Regions from separate parts of the Homo sapiens genome. Here all the other regions are linked to region 2. The links are chromatin contacts, found by Hi-C or POLR2A ChIA-PET in ENCODE. All regions are on one chromosome and are shown on one strand. Each heading gives the region's core, a stretch centred on a gene start or an enhancer-like site at or near the end of the contact. The rest is flanking DNA. Distances are from core to core; before and after follow the strand shown. Region 1 overlaps TPRG1 (tumor protein p63 regulated 1). Region 2 has its middle 43 kb from the start of TP63. Region 3 overlaps TPRG1 (tumor protein p63 regulated 1).

Region 1 (2,700 bases), core at 39-2,538, 300 kb before region 2:
GCTGGGACTACAGGCGCCCACCACCACACCTGGCTAATTTTTTGTATTTTTAGTAGAGACGGGGTTTCACCCTGTTAGCCAGGATGGTCTCGATCTCCTGACCTCGTGATCTGCCCGCCTCAGCCTCCCAAAGTGCTGGGATTACAGGCGTGAGCCACCATGCCCAGCCTACTTGTTTCTTTAAAGATGCCGAGTTAATATTGCCTAGAGGAATCACTGGATTTTTCTAATGATGCTTAAATACCAGCATTTTCAATAAAAAGGCCATTCTTTCAGCAAAACTCAAATGTGTTTATTTTTTGCCTATTTTCCCCCAATTTTAAGGTGTGATTTTTAATGAAAGAACGTTTTAGGTGGGAATTTGCGAAAAGATTGAGAATTGAGTTCATAATGATGAAATGACTTTATCACCCAACTTTAAAATTGTGAGAATTTTAATTTTTAAATTAAAAAAATTTAAGTTAATAAAATTTAAATTTAAAAAATTTAAATTTTTAACACAAAGTTTATGTCTGAGACAGTGAGAGAGAAAAGAGAGAGACAGAGGAAAAAGAGAGAGGAGAGAAAATTATGTGTGTATATGGTTGTGTGTGTGTGGTTGTGTGTGTATACACAACCAAAATTTAGCTAAATAATAAAACTAGTTTTCAAAATGTTTAGATTCAGATCAATAATGTAGTTGCTTCACTTTTTAAAAAATGAATAACATTGTATGTAAAAAAAAGATGCTGCTATTTGTGATAAACTAATATAACAAAGTCTATATAAACTTTAGGATTTTTTTCTGCAACGTGTAGTGAGATTGTTGTGAGAAGTAAAAACAAAACTTCAAAGGCCAATGTACATTGCAGGAGAAGAGGAATGAATATTATAGCACATAGGATGACTAAGAAAAGCTATATATTAATACTATTCACCATCTAATTTTGGGATGATATGCTTGTTTTTTAAAGGTGCAAACCTGATCAATATCCTGATCATAAACCAGTAACTGAAGCATATTCAGCTTTGTAAATGACCTTGGGGCCTTTGCATTCTATCTCTTCTTAACTCCAGCTAACCTTTGATTCCGCTTTCCAATGTCCCCTTTTGCTTTTCTTTCCTCTTCCCACCTCAGTGGGGTCAAAGGCTTCTCACCTCTAAGCCTAACTCTGGGCAAACAGTATCATTCTGAGCTAAGTCGCAGTTTCAAAACTTTAAATAGACTTCATTATGATGCATAAGCAAATTAACCTTTGTAAGGGCAGCTTGCTGCAAGGAAGAAAGAAATTACTCAGCTGTTACTGCATCTATCGCAAACCACTGATTTGTGCCTAATAATGTGAGTTTTGAAAATAATCAGCATAAGATGGTCTTGCAAGATTCCAGCTTGTTATGAGGTAACCGAGTTTATGGGTGCCTGTATCTGTACGTGAGCCTTTCCTCCCCAAAAGCATTTATGGAAAATTTTATAATCATGTGTCACTCACCGATGTACTGTGTATTAGAGGGTAAGTCTAAGAGAGTAAAAACCTGGGCTGAAAAAAGCTGATTGGACCTTTAGCTTGTCTGATTGCTGAGTGATGGGAAACACACTGCACCTGCACTTCTTCCCCGTGGCTGTCTCCACCTGTATACCCCACAGGCATCTCAGACTCATCATCTTTCCCCTATATCTTGCTTCCTTAAAAACCTGCTTCTCTTCTGTAGGTCTTTATTTATGAGGATGGCCTCATTATCTTCCCAATTATGCAGGCTTAAAAAATCAGTCATTTTTCACTTCTTTCTCCCCCCGACCCCAAATCCAATCAGGTTGTCAAATTCAATCAAGTCAATCTTTGCCACATTTCTCAAACCTAACTCTTTCTGTTCCTACTGTCATGATCTTACTTTGGGTGTTTTTTTTTTTTTCTCTTGCTTCAATGATTTTGATGTTTTCCTGACTGTGATTCTATGTAGTGGTTAAGAGCTGAGATTCTGGAGACCTGCTGCCCCTGCTTAAGTTCAGGTTGAATCACTTGTTGACTACGTAGTCTTTGAAATGTCATTTAAATTATCTTTCTTTTGGTTTCTTCACCTGTAAAATGGGGATGATGATAGTTTTTACTCAGAAAATTGTGAGAATTAATTGAGACTACTTCTTTAACGTGCCTAATACAGCAGCACTAGGTAAATATTAAGTACTATGAGATTATTGTATCACCCTTTCAGTCTTACCAGTCTTTCAATCTATTCAACTTAAATCTATCAGATTACCTTATTAAAATACCATGCTGATCAACCTATATCTTTGCTCAGATTTTTGCCCACGATGCTCTATTATCTACTTATGCTTTATAAATGGGATTACAGAAAATCTCAGGTAACAGAGTTGTTATAGCTACTACAAGAAGCCACAGGATAAACATGCCATATCTACCTGAAGCCTAAATTTAATCAATTAAATGGTGTACATTTTCAGATATTGCTTTTATGTTAAAATCAACCAATGTAAATGAAATGCAATAGGAAACATAATTATATGGTTTTAATGATAAAACAATTGCAAATAAATTTTGTGTTTATGGCAAGTGGTCATGGCTCTATGGCAGTGGGGGTGTTCTACTGGCAAAATATGAGAAGCAGTAATGTGCAGCTTCATAGCCTGACTTATAAGAACTTTGCATTATGGTCCTAATCTACTTTTCTATTCTATCTATTTCTAGATTTCACTTATATAAA
Region 2 (2,739 bases), core at 221-2,720:
TGACGACGACAACAACAACAACAAAAGTCCTATGTCTTTAACTTGTGCCTCTGCTAATCACATCACCCTTACTTTGTGCTTTTTCACTTCTATGTATGGTCCTAATGCAGAGCAGTTTAGTTTTCCCTTTTCAGTTTTGCAATATTTGATGTGGTTCGCTTTCCAATCTAGAAAATGATCCTTTGCACCCTCAGTGTGTCATCCTCTGTGTCAACCTCTGTGTATCTCTGAGATTATTTTTAGTAACTTTACCAATTTATCTCTCTCTTCTCTTTCTAGTCATTAGTAAGCAGCAAAACTTTCATTTTAGATAATTAGCAACACAGGGAGAGGAGATAGGCATAAAATAGTGGATGTGAAATTGAGCTTTCCTCCTGCCAAAATAGAGCTCTCACCAACTGCTTTTTTGTTCTTGCTGCTTTGATGAATCGACTGATTCATTAACTTATTTAAGATATGAGGAATTGAACCTTTCACTTTTTTCCTGCTACCTAATTTTCACTTCATCTGCATTAATAATAATAACTGCGTTGTGACCACCTGGAAATAATTGTACATCCAAATAATTGTCATCTCCTCTCTAGCCAATTTTGTAATTCAAGTTCCTTCTCTGGGAGAATTCAAGGAACTTCATTTCAGAGACTGTGCTGTCTTTAAATATTTTAAGGAATATCAAGGGTAAGAGGAATTAACATGAGGCCCCAAGAGGGAGAATTAAACATTTCATTGGGTAGAAATTGTAGTGAGTCATATTTTACTTTAATGTAGAGAGAAGAACTCTGTTAGAATCAATGCCATTTGGAAATAGAACTGGCCATCTTGTGAGGAAATGAGTTCCCTATCAAAGACAATGTTCAGGCAAAAGTTAGATATTACTTCAAGGGGCTGTGGAAGACTGCATCAGACAGAACATTTGATAACCTTTCTTATAAGATCCTCATCAGTCTGAGATTTCAGTACTCTGTAAAGACAGAACAACTGGAGAGGGTAAGAGAGAATACCTTTAAATATTTTAGCACCAGGGAAACATGCCTTTCTACCTTTTTAAGTTTCTTATATTTGTGGTAGTAAAATTCTAAGCTCAGAGTCTGTGCCTGATAAATTCTCTCTGAAGAGTTACAGGCAAAATGCCCAGTTTTGCCTTACAAGCCATGTAAATCCAGTAATAGGAAATTATGTACATTGAATTCCCCTTCCACCTTCCAAATGCCTAGGGCTGGTAAAAGGGCAGTAGAAACTAAGTGGGAGGAAGCTGGGTTTTACAACTTAAGATACGTTAGGTTGGTTGGTTGGATTTTTAGTAGTTTGAAGCTACTAATTTTTTTTCACACTCAGTATGTGTCCAGAGTTAACAAGAGAGATATTCTTATCACTGAAACTCAAGAAAAAAGGCTGATGAAGGCTGCATTTGGATACATGATTCCATGATTGCAGAAGAAAAAAGAACACTGTGAATCACGTCCTGACTCTTGAAACTTCTATCCAGATTCTGGGAAGATAGTAGTGGTGTCATGCCACTTGGTTTTGTAATTCTCTGCCTTTTTCCCTAAGGGGTTATTACTAAGCACCCTAGTGATAATTCCTTTTATATTTCAAGAGAAATATTTTCAAAAAAATTTCTTCTGTGACTCAGCATGATAAAACAACATCAGCCGGCACTATGCATTTTCAGTTCTCCCGAATCTTGGAATTGAGAGAGAAACAGCTAATTCTCTCCATAGGTTTTCGGTTATGAATTCTGTATCCAAGAAAGCTAGATCTGGAAAGATCCTTAGAGATCATCGATCCTCTCATTTTGTAAATGTGGAAACAAGGTCAGCAAAAAGGACTGGCAGTTCAATAGCATGTGGTGATTCAGCAATACAGCCTTCAATGACATAGATCATACAATGCTCTTTTTCAGTGATCTTTCTAAACCATGTGTTATCCCTTCCCAGAACTATTGGCAGGTGTGGTTTTATAATGTGCACTGCCTGGTATATAAATATGTATTACCTCAGAATTAGCTGAAATCAATCAGGCAAGTCACCAGTATGAAAAGCTATCCACAAGACCTCTTTTTATTTTGATAGGGTGGGGATTAGAAGCTAAAGAACAGAAGGACATCAGACACTTGAGTGGAAGGAGATATAGCCATTAATGTTGAAAAGAGATCAGAAAAAAGAAAGCCAAGAGGAGAGAACAAGTTGAACAGGAATATAGTATCAGTTCTATTGATTGTGGGTGCCAGTGGCAGCTATGCACAATGGTATCTGCCAAGTGCAGACATGCGGCTTCACTGGAATACTGACACAGAGCAGAGTGACACATGGTAGCATGCTTTGCAAGTTTATGAGTTATTGTCAATGCTTCCAACTTGATTATAAGGGACCTTTGTTCCAAAGGTTGTGTTAATTGAGGTATCACTGTAATGTTACACATGGCTTATATAAGATGTTGATAAAATTAGAAAGTAGGGTACTGAGATGTCTGGTTCCTCACCCACCTAGCCCTCCAAATCCCGCAGGTGGGCTCATTGAACTCTCTCTGGAGGTGAACACTATCGTAAAGTCTGCATCCAAAATCCATTCACTTTTTCATTTATTCATACATTCGTTTTCATTCAACAAACACAAGGATACCTGTGTTAGCAAGCCAGTTGCATCCACTAACACATAAAAGTCTTACAACAGCATGCAATAAGTTTGACCAGACCTCTTATATATGATCTTTTTATTAGCAATATTGAGGCCAGTCTAT
Region 3 (2,700 bases), core at 44-2,543, 320 kb before region 2:
GCTAACTTGGATATTGCTGCACCCAGATCTTGGAAAGGTTAAGTTGAGATAGTTTTAATTTGGTGATTCAACAAATGGAGGACAATGGTCTAGTTGTCTCTATAGGGAAAGAGAGATAAAATACAGTTATGTATCACACAAAGTTTTGGTCACAGACCACATATATGATGGCAGTCCCACAAAATTATATCATATTTTACTGTACCCTATGTTTAGATGTATTTAGATATACAAAAACTTACCACTGTGTTATAATTGACTTCAATATTCAGTACAGTAACATGCTGTTACATGTTTATAGCATAGGAGCAATATACTCTATACCATATAGCCTAGGTTTGTAGTAGGCTATACCATCTAGCCTTGTGTAGGGTGTCCAAAAGTAGCCTTGACAAAATAGCCTAATGACATATTTCTAAGATGTATTTCTTTTGTTAAGTGATGCATGACTTTATACATTGGCCTTGCCCTCAAATAGCTTGAGATCTAATTGGGAACTAAGAGGGTAAATATATAGAAAACTAATTTTCATATAAAGCATAATCTGACAAAGCCCAAAATAAAGATGTAAGCAACATATTGTGAGAGCATAGACAAGGCAATCGTTTTTAGTGGTGGGAACTGTTGCTAAAGAGACAACAGAATGAAGAATTTTGGTAGAGAGTTATAAAGTGGCTCATAAACTGGAGGAAGAGTATGACAAAAAGAATGATATGAAAGTGTGAAAAGTTGTTTAAGTAATCATGACTAGTCTCCTGGGTGACTGGAAAATAGAGACAGTAGTGGAAGAGAGGAGAACATGCTCATGGACAGTGTTGAATGGTAAGATAGGAGGTTTTATTTATTTTGATTGACCAACTGACATCATAAAGATTTCAGAGCATGAAGGCTTATCTTTGTGTCCTTATAGCCTATAGCACAACATTAGTATATGGCAGGCACATTGCTGTATGTGAATGGTGAGTAAATGATTAGAACAGGGAGCGGTATGTGGGATGAATTGGAGCACTGAGAAAAGTGTGATCAGGTCTTGGAGTCAGTCCTGGTAAAAGGTGTTGGATGCCTGATCTTGGTGTGGAAATGAGAGGTTACATATAAGATTCTGAATATCACCCTCTTGTGGACAATACTGATTAATGGTCTTGGAATTCAATGGAGGGAAGTCACTTGGATGGAGATAAATTCTGAAAAGAGAATTGCCTTGGAGCTTATGGACTTACCATCCTCAGCAAGGATCAAGTTACATCACATGCTGTGATGAACAGGGCAGCAGGCGAGGATTTTGTCATGTACACTCTTGACTTCGCCTTTGGGTATCTGTGCCAAGAATGCCCGGGGTTTGATTTTTGGGTGCGGTGCTGTCCACTCACTCTAATGCCCAGGGAGGCATGTTGACAAGGATGGGTGGCTGATGGGGGATTGCTGAGCTATTTCTTGGCAAATCTCCGTGGGGAGGCGTTCCCCAAATACCACAATCCTGTTATTTTTGAGTAATGGACTGAACCCAGGTGCCTGATTGGACAGGGCCACTCCCCATTTCTTCCAGATAAATATTTGGTTGCCAGGAGGTTATATTTAAATGAGAAATACCTCCTTAGGAAGTTGTTGCCTAAGAATTCCTGCAGAGGGCAGGATCCCATCCCTGCTGGGGAATGCCTGAGAAGGGCGCCAAAATTTATCCTGTACTCACTATGATACATTTAGTGTGATGGCACCCACTTTGAGGTTCTATAATAGTTTGTATCTCTGAATGACAAGAAAGCTCATCAATGCTAGAGATGTTGCATTTCTTCTAGGGAAGGGCTCCTAGTCTTTAGCGTCGTAATAGCAAGATCCTGAAACGCAGATGGAATGTATGTCAGAGATTTGGCTTTTATGAAAGGAAGGAATCAGTTCTCCAAAAAAGAGCTGAATCTTTTCTGGAACCTGAAGCACCGAGTACAGAATCTAGGAAGCTAGAGACTTTGGATCTTTCAGGCTTTAGGGTGCTCTTTGTTCTCGCTACTTGTGAACATTGAATGTTGGCTTTTCAAGCCTTGTCAATTTAGCATGTGTATTTTCTCTATGACGAGAACCCTCTTATTTCATACATTTTCCTCCAGAAAATGGGATATTAAGACTCAACAATTAAATTTCTAACTCTTTGGGCATCATCTGTCTTTAGAAATACAAGAGTTAACATCCTGAGGTTTTTTTTTTTCTTTTTTTCTTTTTAAAAAAGAACAAAACAAGAGCTAAAGCACACAGAAAAAAAAGGCACAAGGCAAAACATAAGCAGAAAAGACTATCACTAACTTTCTTGGTGAAAGTTCAATGTTTTGGGTACTCCAGTAAAAATCCATCCTAAACATACATTTTCCATAACAATGTGTGGTCTCAAGGTCGTAAACTGTGACTCTCTGTCTCCATGATTTTCTAAATCTTCTTTTAATCACCAGCCATATATTATTTTGTTTTCGTTTTTCACTTTTTGAATCCTTTTGCATTAGGAGTTGTAATAATATTTGCTGATGTGGATCACTTCATAGAGGGGAGACCTTACTTAGGTGCGCCAGTTTAAATACAAGTGAGAAGAGGCATGTTCAAGAAATTGTATTGAGTCCCGGAGCTGTGCAGGGTGTATTTCCTGAGAACTCATCTGGAGGAATGGCATGTGTGCTGGGGATACTTGGCAGAGGATTTGTTTCTTCTGATTCATTG

The links. Hi-C counts contacts between places; a loop is a spot of excess contacts on that map. ChIA-PET counts read pairs that join two places held with the same protein, here RNA polymerase II (POLR2A). Pooled maps may share reads with other maps.
Region 1: a pooled map shows a loop between it and region 2 (6-fold over the local background). The contact joins two enhancer-like sites. A Hi-C loop is called at or near these places in 5 of 168 maps with a recorded cell type or tissue (Calu3, OCI-LY7, mammary epithelial cell and 1 more), 11 of 37 single-sample maps with no recorded cell type and 13 of 50 pooled maps. POLR2A ChIA-PET finds 5 or more read pairs at or near these places in 2 of 52 experiments (MCF 10A and activated naive CD4-positive, alpha-beta T cell).
Region 3: a loop to region 2 is called in a map of mammary epithelial cell, with 5 times the contacts of the local background. The contact joins two enhancer-like sites. A Hi-C loop is called at or near these places in 6 of 168 maps with a recorded cell type or tissue (Calu3, MCF 10A, OCI-LY7 and 2 more), 7 of 37 single-sample maps with no recorded cell type and 12 of 50 pooled maps. POLR2A ChIA-PET finds 5 or more read pairs at or near these places in 1 of 52 experiments (MCF 10A).

Annotation. Positions count from the first base shown.
Region 1 is chr3:189,287,528-189,290,227 of GRCh38, forward strand. The region is part of intron 4 of TPRG1 (tumor protein p63 regulated 1); the gene reads left to right. Among named protein-coding and RNA genes, the nearest start is that of TPRG1-AS2, 48 kb to the left of the region's middle. Within about 2 kb of position 1,289, at least 2 of the 41 ENCODE cell types and tissues checked have a DNase peak (open chromatin) inside an H3K27ac peak, as active enhancers do.
Region 2 is chr3:189,587,106-189,589,844 of GRCh38, forward strand. No RefSeq gene overlaps it. Among named protein-coding and RNA genes, the nearest start is that of TP63, 43 kb to the right of the region's middle. Within about 2 kb of position 1,471, at least 5 of the 41 ENCODE cell types and tissues checked have a DNase peak (open chromatin) inside an H3K27ac peak, as active enhancers do; they include mammary epithelial cell, where a contact is called at or near this core.
Region 3 is chr3:189,266,903-189,269,602 of GRCh38, forward strand. All of the region lies in intron 4 of TPRG1 (tumor protein p63 regulated 1), which reads left to right. Among named protein-coding and RNA genes, the nearest start is that of TPRG1-AS2, 28 kb to the left of the region's middle. Within about 2 kb of position 1,294, at least 2 of the 41 ENCODE cell types and tissues checked have a DNase peak (open chromatin) inside an H3K27ac peak, as active enhancers do; they include mammary epithelial cell, where a contact is called at or near this core.